Linked DNA regions of Homo sapiens: region 2 is linked to region 1. The links are chromatin loops, found by intact Hi-C in ENCODE. Cell type or tissue: sigmoid colon. All regions are shown on one strand. Region 1 overlaps DCHS2 (dachsous cadherin-related 2). Region 2 overlaps DCHS2 (dachsous cadherin-related 2).

The links. A loop is a pair of places that touch in the nucleus more often than their neighbours do. Peaks named below come from ENCODE experiments on the same cell type or tissue, not always from the same donor. Only the 100,000 strongest peaks of a DNase experiment are listed, where the experiment ranks them.
Region 2: a loop joins it to region 1, with 2.1 times the contacts of the local background. A loop is called at or near these places in 3 of 110 quality-filtered maps.

The regions. Positions count from the first base shown.
Region 1 is chr4:154,414,590-154,419,589 of GRCh38, forward strand. The region is part of intron 1 of DCHS2 (dachsous cadherin-related 2); the gene reads right to left. Among named protein-coding and RNA genes, the nearest start is that of DCHS2, 75 kb to the right of the region's middle. RefSeq lists enhancers at 1,605-1,824, 2,112-2,613. In sigmoid colon, no CTCF peak of the experiment used is centred here; DNase peaks (open chromatin) are centred at 1,752 and 2,332; H3K4me3 peaks cover 1,663 bases; H3K27ac peaks cover 1,251 bases.
Region 2 is chr4:154,364,681-154,369,680 of GRCh38, forward strand. DCHS2 (dachsous cadherin-related 2) reads right to left here. Exons shown (of 20, transcript NM_001358235.2): 3 at 1,530-1,761. Among named protein-coding and RNA genes, the nearest start is that of DCHS2, 120 kb to the right of the region's middle. RefSeq lists an enhancer at 3,647-3,716. In sigmoid colon, no CTCF peak of the experiment used is centred here; a DNase peak (open chromatin) is centred at 2,431.

The DNA of each region.
Region 1 (5,000 bases):
CTCTACTCAAAACACAAATTTATCACTAACTGTCACTGGACTGCTATCCAACTACAACTTCCCCATCTCATGCATAAAACTATGCTTTTAAAGTACTAAAACATTAATACCCACCAAGATGGGGGATAGGCCTTTTCTTACATGAATATGTAAAAGTTGATTTAGGTATTCGTGATAGAGAAGTGAAAGGAAAGACTGAAAATGAGACCTTGCTCACCTCTTTCCTAAATGGGATACTGCAGGTTATAAGGAAAATCAAGAGTGGACAGAGAAAAGGGAGTTTAGAATGATCTGAACCTGTGTTGGCAGTCATGCCATTGGGGAACACAGCCATTCAACAGTGGAAGTACTTGCCTTCCTTGACAGCTGCTAAGAAGGTGATGCCGCGGCTACAGCTCCCAGATGAGCTCATGTGGGTATGGCAAAAGGTTCACCCCTGTAACATACTGTCCTCTTTAGCAGCTGTTCAACTGCCTAACACATGGCTATTTTCTCTGCCTAAATCAGTATCATTTAGTTATACTACTGAAGACCGGGAGGGACCTGATATAACTGATGCTATTTGCAAATTAATAGATGAGGGAACTAACCATAAAAATTTTTTCAGAAATCTGATACTAATTTGAACAGTATTTTCAATCAATTACAAGGATTCATTTCTAATCTTCTCTCAAATATTGATGAAACATTTCATAATTTGTTTTGACTTATACATAGATTTAATTGCATATACATTTAATTGGAGCCCATGACTCATTAGCAATAGAATTTCCTAACTTGCTCCAAATTTTCAGTAGCCTCAGGTTTCCCAGAGACCCAGCCTTTCTCAGTTGCCATGGATTTCCTGCCTCTGGGGGTGCCACCACATTATTACTTAGAGGCATTCCTACTCCTAAATCTGCTCTTGAATGAGCTGGCATTTGACAGAATTCCTCCTTTTTGGAGAAGCAACCAGAGGCAGTCTGAGATTATTCAGATATTTATCTTTGACTTCCGGTACTGGGGGAAAGACAGAAAGACTTAGCTAAAGAATCTCAAGTAAGCCTGACCTTGGGTACTGGAGACCTAAAGCTACGGTATCTCCAGGTCCCGAGCGTCAGTAAGATGGAGCTAATTAGGAGGAAACCGAGGTCGGTGAGGAAAATGACTATGAGATCAGATTCAGCCCAAAGCGTGGCCAGGAATCAGCTCCACCCAGAGGTCTCCAAAAAGTGGCAGAACACTCTGAGTTTTCTCCAAGGGAATTGATGGACAGACTTGTAGGAAGAAAACATAAATTCACTTAAATAAGTTTTTTACCTCTTCCATTTTATTATTTTTTAAATATTTTTATCTTATATATTTTAAATTCATATTTTATCTTCTATATTCATTTTTATTTCATGTATACATTCACATTTATACACCTGTATACAAAATTCTTGCACGTGGTTTATAAGGAAATAAACATATACTGGAGATGAGTACTCAAAACTTTTATTAATAGGTACATTCAGTCCAAAAAGTTTGAAGGCTGATGCAGTAGAACTGAGATGAGCACAAGAGAAGGGGTAGGAAGAGGGCGCTAAGTCAAATGGTCATGATCAGCTGTCTGAAAGTTGGGGAGATCCCACAGGAAGAGAGCCCAGAGACGGGGGACAGGATAGGCCCCGAGGACAGCCTGGAAGGAGGGTCCACACCAGAAACAGAGGAGCACAGCTGCATCAGCCCCGTCTTCTATTTCCTGCCAGAGGGACGCAGTTGACCTCACAGCGCCCCCACCTCGCATCCCAGGATCATTAGCAGCTGACAGCGCAGGGAGGCTGTGTTTATCCAACATCTTTTCTTTTTCTTTTCCTTCAGGCCTCTGGTGTTATTCCCCACCCGACGAGGAATACGTCTTCCTTCTGTTATTAAATCTTCAGGCTCCCTGAGTCCTGCTCCTATTGTTTCCTCTTTTGTGCCATCTGATCCTCCAAACACCTTGTCCTAGGCTCTAGCCGGACATTTCTGACATCTCAAGACTTGAGACTTTGATTTCTGAGCCCCTCAGATCACACGGTAACTCCACCCACTTTCCTAAGCAACCAACTTGGTACCACAGAAGAGGAACTGGGGAAAATCAAACTGAATAAAAACACTTATAAATAAGCTAGTTTCCCCCTGTGTAACAGCACGGTTTCCCCGGTGCTGCTTGTTTAAATCTCCGAGCTGGCGGCGCCAGGCAGGAAAGTGTCTGCTCCAGCTCCTCGCTGCACCTTCCTCACATAATCTTGGCGAACGTTCACATTTCCAGTCAGCGTGGCTCATTTTATTTCCCAGATGTTTTTACACTCCGAGGCCAAAACTAACACGAAATCGCTCCTTTCCTGTCACCCCCGGCCTCTGTCTGTCCCCGTCACTCCCGTCCTCCCATTACCCTCTCCCAGCTGCAGGGATCACGGACGCCAAGCGGCACTATTTTACTAGGAGCTGCAACTACAACCACAGGATCGCGGCGGGGTCGCCCTCTGTGAGAAGCCACACAAACGCGAATCACATGGCTAAAACCACACAAAAACCACCTGTCACCACCTCAGGCCGGTCCCGAGTGTGTGTGTGTGTGTGTGTGTGTGTGTGTGTGTGTGTGTGTGTGTGAGAGAGAGAGAGAGAGAGAGAGAGAGAGAGAGAGAGAGAGAGAGAGACCAGTCAGGGGAACTGGGAGTCATTCTTCCCGTTTACAGTGCAGACTCCCAAGTGCACTGTGAGCACATTTTTGACAGTTTAATGTTCAGGATTAGTAGCCTTACCAGACTTCCTTGGCCAAATTCAAGAACTATTTCCATTTAAGCCAAAGCACTTTGTTATTACTCAACAGTTGTTTTAATTAACTCCCTCAGAGCAACTGTGGCCCCAATAAGCTGCTTCAAGGGAGGGATCTCACGATATTTTTTGACCTCACACGAGAAAAACCTACAAACATTAGTAGTGGACTGGTTAATCTGAGCTGTTTCAGAAATCAAATTGTTTTATGCACTATTTGGGACATGATTATACTAAAAACAAAACAAAAAACTATTCATTGTTTATCTGAAATTCAGATTTCACTGAGCACCCTTTTTCTTTGCTAAACTGAACAATCCTAACATGGCCAGGGGGAAAAAAGTGTCCTGGTTCTGTGAGAATCAGTGTTGTCTTAGGAAGACCTGGAAAACAAAACATAAAATCCTTCTAATAGCAGAAACTATCTTAAAAATCAACTAGGCTTTCAATTCTCTTTCTATATTCTACTACCAGAATATGGTATTTTCTCAACTTTCAGAGAACAAACTAAGTTAATTAAAATTTCTCAATGTTAAGCTTTTTTTCCCAATATTTTTTCTAACCATTTCATCTTTGCTTATTTGCCAGCAAACACCAGTGGATGTCAGAAAAAGTGAACAATCCTTAAATGATATTAGTAGGAAAAATGACCTACCCATTCTTAGTTTGGAAGGTTGCCTTTTTCTGAACAAATATTCTTATTTTTGTAACATTTATATTATATGGTCAAATTTCTGTCGTACAATTATTTCTAGTTAATACAATAATTTTAAATGCACCTGTAGGTCATGGTATTCTTCTAGGGATATAGTTATCAGAATAAATGTGAAAACCAGCAAATAATTGCATGTATTTCTTTCATATTACATATGTAGAACCCGAGGCTCAGAAAACCCATGAATGTGCCCAGAGTTAGGCACATGGCCCCGCTGTATCAGCACTAACGCCAGGTGTCTCAGTGCCCAGCTCACTACCTGATTAAAAACAGGACACTACTTTTCAAATGGCAGAAGCCCCTTGCAAGGTGTCGCCAGCTGAGAGTGCCTTTAATCCACTCACTAAGACTCCCTTTTCCTCTTCCACCATTTAGAAAGGATGATTATCACACCACTGCAGCTAAAACATAAAAGAACATATCAAAGGAATTTGTAAAGTATTTATTAAAAACATTTATTTCAGAAGAGCCAATGTAACAAAATTTTGCTATTGCAAAATTGACACAAAATGCCAGTTGTTCTCCCCTTTTAGATCCATGCACTCTTTTTAGTTAAGCATTTTGTAATATCTCCTTTTCTACCCTGATATAAATTTTTTATGACATCGATATAATGTCCTAGCTATAATATAAAGGGAAAATAAAAGTGATTCATAGTAAAATATCATGTATTTCAATATGTAATTATGTAGGTATGACTACAATAGGAAACACAATGAGATAGATATTTGCACATATTTTTAATGAGTAAGTTTGGAGTTATGAGAAGACACCATTCCATAAGCTTTTGTACATATTTTACAATTTGAAATAAGGACTAAATAAAGCTGTATGCATAGAAAAACAGCATGAATGCTGAACATGAATGAATGCTTCATATTTGACATTTTAAAAGAAAAAACAAGCCTATATGCATGTGTATGTGTGCATGTGGGTGCACATGCAAACACACATGCAATCAGCATGAATGTAATAGCTACAAAAATAGGCCTCCTGAGTAGGTGACTCAATTTAATAGGCAATGCTGCCATCAGTGACGCATTTTGCAAAATGGTAAAGTTACAAATAAAGTTTCATCTTACCTCAGTTTACTTAGTAGTTGTATTCTTGGGTAATTCAAAGTATATAAAGTCAGCACAAAAATTATTTTGTGTGTTTATACAGAAAATAGAGTAAGGTTCTGGACTTACGTAGGTTATTATAAGCAGGTTTTTCACCTGCTTGGATATCAAACTACTCATTCAAAATTTATGAGGAACTCAAGCAACTTTTACATTGTGTGAAAAATGAGATGCAGCAATTATATTTTAAAAATGCTACTTTGTGAGGCTGAGGCGGGTGGATCACCTGAGGTCAGGAGTTCAAGACCAGCCTGGCCAATGTGGTGAAACCCCATCTCTACTAAAAATACAAAAGTTAGCCGGGTGTGGTGGTGGGCACCTGTAATCCCAGCTACTTGGGAGGCTGAGGCAGGAGAATCGTTGAACCTGGAAGGCGGAGGTTG
Region 2 (5,000 bases), 50 kb before region 1:
CCTAATGGGGCTGGGTGAGAGGGCACACTCACATAGCACATTAGATTTCCTGTGTAAATTATCATTTGTTTCTACCGTATATGGCTATTACAAAGCATGTTGTGAAGATCCAATAAGACAATGTACAGAAAATGTCTAGTGTAGCATCTGACATTATCATTACCATTACAATAGAAACACATTCTACCCACTGTTTGGATCAGGTGGAAAAATGCAAAAGAAAAAAATTCTTTTTTTTTTCTTTTTTTGCAGCCTCATTTTTGGACCAGAGTATCTCTAAGTATCTCAAAAGTATTGTAATGTCATATTATATTTTTGAAATGTTTTATTTTCTTATAATCAAATATTTAAACCAATATTTTGTTAGCAACAAGCTAATGAATAGAAAATGGAAGGTAACTTCTTAAATATTCATGATTTCTAAAAGACAGCTTGCCCACTGGGATTCTTTGGCAGATATGCAATTACCATTGTAGAGAACTAAAAGGAGCTTTAGGTATCATTTTTAAAACAAGGAAACTAAAACCCAAAGAGACTAAGGGAATGCCAGACCTAGTACAAAAAAAAAGGATCTACTTTGGACGCCTGTAAAAATGTCTTTGCACTAATCTTAGCTATTAATACATCCAAATGAGGCTCAGTCACCCTCGAGTCACCCTCAGATGGCATGATCATACAAATAAGGGGAAATTAACATTTGCAAGGTAAATACTGGCCAACCGTTTCTACATAAATTACTGTCTTTAGTTCTCTCACAAAAACTTTGCAACATAGATATTATCAGTGTTACTTTTTTGTTTTTTTTTTGGAGACAGGGTTTTGCTCTGTCACTCAGGCTGGAGGACAGTGGCCTGATCATAGCTTCATATCTCACTGCAGCCTCAAACTCCTGGCCTCGAGCCATCCTCCCACCTCAGCCTCCCAAGTAGCTGGGATTACAGGAGTCAGCCACAGAGCCCAGATAACAGTACTTTTTTTTTTCTTTTTTTTAGACGGAGTCTCTCTGTCACCCAGGCTGGAGGGCAGTGGCGTGATCTCAGCTCACTGCAACCTCGGTTTCCCAGGTACAAGGAATTCTCTGCCTCAGCCTCCTGAGAACCTGAGATTACAGGCGCCCACCACCACGTCCGGCTAATTTTTTTTTTTTTTAATAGAACCAGGGTTTCACCATCTTGGCCAGGCTAGTCTTGAACTCCTGACCTCTTGATCCACCCACCTCGGCCCCCCAAAGTGCTGGGATTACAGGTGTGAGCCACCGCACCCAGTCAACACCAATTTTAAGGTAAGGACAGTGAGGCCAATAAAGACCACAAGATCAGTAGTAGGCAAAGCTGGGACTCAGATCCAGGTCTAACCCACTACAAAGCCTCAGCCATTTTCAATATACTTCAGCATCTGCTAGAAGGTTAAGTGAGTCCTGCAACACCCCCATTATTGAAAAAAAGTCACTTTTTCTAATTTTCTGGCTGTTAAGTAGTTAAGCAGAAACTTTATAGCCAAAGGATGAAAACTGTTCCAAGATCACATACCTGTGGTGGAGTCAATGGTAAAAAGGGACGACACGTTTCCTGGAATAAGCTCATAAGCCACTGTCCCATATATCCCAGAGTCCTGGTCAGTGGCAAGAACATTGATGATCTCGGTGCCTGGCTGGGTCTCATCACTGATGCTCGTCACATAGGTTGATGGGTTAAACACAGGATGATTATCATTCACGTCCTCCAGGTCCACACGAACAAAGGCTTGGGCACTTAGCCCACCCTGGTGGATGAATGAGTGGTGATTACAAATGGGTTTTTGCTGAACACTAGGATGTAGAATAATTGACAATGGCCCTACAATAGTCTTGAAACAACAGAATTTGAATATGTGGGGGTTTGTATATGTATATGTGTGTATACACATATACACACACCCCCATACATACACATTTTGTCATTTCAAAAGAGTGTGTATATATACACACACACACAGACACACACACACACAAACACGTCTTTATATTCATTTTATTTTCAACTTTGATGTATGAATTCATAGGTAACAGCATGGTATGTACACTTCACTGCTGATTCTTAAGCATGGAATGAGATTTCCACTTAGAGCAGCTGTGAGGCAAAAATTTCAGAGTAGAGGCCAAATACATTCAAGGAAATTTGTCCTGATGTCCAAAAAGAAATCAAAATCACTTTTATCCCTAAGATAATTTTTAAGTGAATGCTGGTAAGTGCTAAGAAGAAGGTGTGAGGGAGCATGGGCAGGGGGGTGCCCTGGTGAAGCCTTCACTAGGAAGGTACCATTGGTGTGCAGACCAACCCACATGAGGCAGCTAGACTTCAGTTACCAGAAAGGAAAGAATAACAGGCAGAGGAAAGAGCAGAGCCAAAGGCCCTAAGGCAGGAACGTGGTGTACCTCTCAGGCCTGCTCAGCCGCAGCAAGGAAGCAGGAAGGGCTGAGCTCAGAGAGGCAGGAGTGAGTCCTAGGGACCTCTGCAGGTCTCTGGAAGGACATGGTTCTTCCTCACAGGAGGGCTTTGAGCACAAGAGTGGCCTGATTTCACTGAGATGTTAACACTGCTCTAGCTGCAGTGTTCAGAACAGACCGAAGAGCAGCAGGGTGGAAGGAGGGAGAACGGGCAGGAGGAGGCTCTTTGAATCAAGTCCAGAGTGGATGGGGCCTGAAGGAGGACAGGAGCAGTGCAGGTACTCATCCCAGATCCTGGGGGCCAGATTTGTTTGGGAATTCTGAATTTTTCAAGTTTTAGAAGGGAATGCAGCACCTAAAGTAGTGAGAAGTGGATCCCATACTGCTTTTTTGGTGTTGCCTCCATCTAAAATCAAGGAGAAAGAGAGCAAATGAAATAGAAGAAAATAATCCTCTGCAATTTTTACTTTTCTAAAGTAAAACACATGTTCCCACTTTAAAGCACCATTTTCTGTTTCTATCTGGTACATTTTGACACTTTCATCTTTGACAAAAATCCTTGGTAAGTCACAACAGCCTGGGTTTTCTCACTCATGTATCCTCCCCCTCTTCATCTTTTTTGTTTCCTTTTTCTACTCTGGCAGGGAGGCACAGAGCAAGGAGGAAAAATGACAAGGAGGAAGAAGATTTGGCAAGGGACAGAGGGAGAACTGCTGCCATGCAGAGAGGAAGCACTTGTTGACAGGGAGAGAGGGAGGGCAAGAATGAAGATTGTATGGGAGGAAGGTAAGACAAACCCAGAAACGGCTGTCCTGCTCTGAGCTCTGAGCTCTGAGGTCCCTTGTACTCCAGGCTTTGAGGACTAAAAAATGATGGGGAAATAATTTAGAAATAGTCTGATTTTCCATGTTCTGAGTTGAATAAAGTGCCAGAGCCATGCCGGGTATCAATTAGAATAGGAGAAATGGGGCTGGTTATGATTCCACAAAGAACAATGCAAGTTCATCTATCTGGCCTTTATGCTTAAAATGCAGGGTCGCCCTACATCTGCAGCCACCCTAAGTAACCTGTATGTCTCCAGGTTCGACGTAGTAAGAGGGGACTGCACACTGGTGATAAGCTTATAGAAAATATTCCTTCACCTCTGCCACAGACCCTGCTGCTGCTCGAAACTGCCTTTCTTCTCAGTTTTGCTTTCCCTTTTCCTTTCCCCTTCCTCTTTCTTTTTTATTTCTCCTCAAATTCAAGAGGTCACTTAGGGTTGAGGTAAGAGAAGTAATGAAAAAGTGGGGAAAATATGAAGAAATGAATATTGCCCCAGCTTAAGATATTTAAGAACAAAGATCCTAAATCAGGCAGTGCTGTAAAAAATAAGCAAATGTTAGATGCACAAAGTGGAAAACGTATAATACTTTTTTTTTTTTTTTTGAGATGGAGTTTCTCTGTTGTTGCCCAGGCTGAAGTGCAATGGCACGATCTTGGCTCACCGCAACCTGCGCCTCCCGGGTTCAAGTGATTCTCCTACCTCAGCCTCCCGAATAGCTGGGATTACAGGCACACACCACCACACCCGGCTAATTTTGTATTTTTGGTAGAGATGGTCGACTGGTCTCGAACTCCTGACCTCAGGTGATCCACCCACCTTGGCCTCCCAAAGTTCTGGGATTACAGGCATGAGCCACCATGCCTGGCCAACAATACATTTTTGTTGCCGGTAGGGTAAGCACACTAGTGGGGCTAGAGAGGGCTGGGCATTTAGTGACAGAGGCTGGGCAGAATCCAGAGGACAGGCTTGGCAGTCAGATTCCTCTCACCTGATTTAAGTGCTAAAGAGGACAGATTTATTCTACTCCATCAGTATAAAATGTGGTGTGTACATTCTTAATATATATTTTTTATCTGTTAATAAACTGTATATACATTTACTGTGCTAATGTATTACTTATATTACAAATATCAGAAAACTAAAATGTAAAAGGACAGAATTCTAATGTTGTCTTCTTAAACACCCACATGGGACAACTATTGCTATCCTCAATGAAATGACAAGATCAAATCTAGATTTTAGAAAGAGGTATCTGGGATAGGGAAGAAGAGATGCATCTTTACAAAAAAGGTAGAGAACTTCCTCAGACAAAAAGGGGGGAAAATGCTGAATTCACCAAGTTAAGTGGATGCATTCTATGCCTCAGAACTTCTCACAGAGCCTTTTGCACATACATTTCTAGAGGGAGTGAGTTCTGAGGTGTTCCCCACTCTTTTTAGGCCCCAGAATGCTCTTTGAAAGAAACATATTGGGAAACCAGTTTCCCACAGAACACAGTGCGGGAATAGCTGATCTAAACTAATTTTCTCCATCCACTTAGAGTGTGCACTTCCCAATGCTGTGTAGCTAAACTTTTGTCCAGCTCATGGAAACTGTTTCGATAATGCAACCTCATGAGAGACTGAGTCAGAGCCACCCAGCAAAGCCACTTGCAGGTTCCTGGCCCTTAAAAACTATATAAGATAATGAATGTTTGCTATTTTAAGCTGCTAGATTCAGGAATAATTTGTTATACAGCAATAGGTAGCT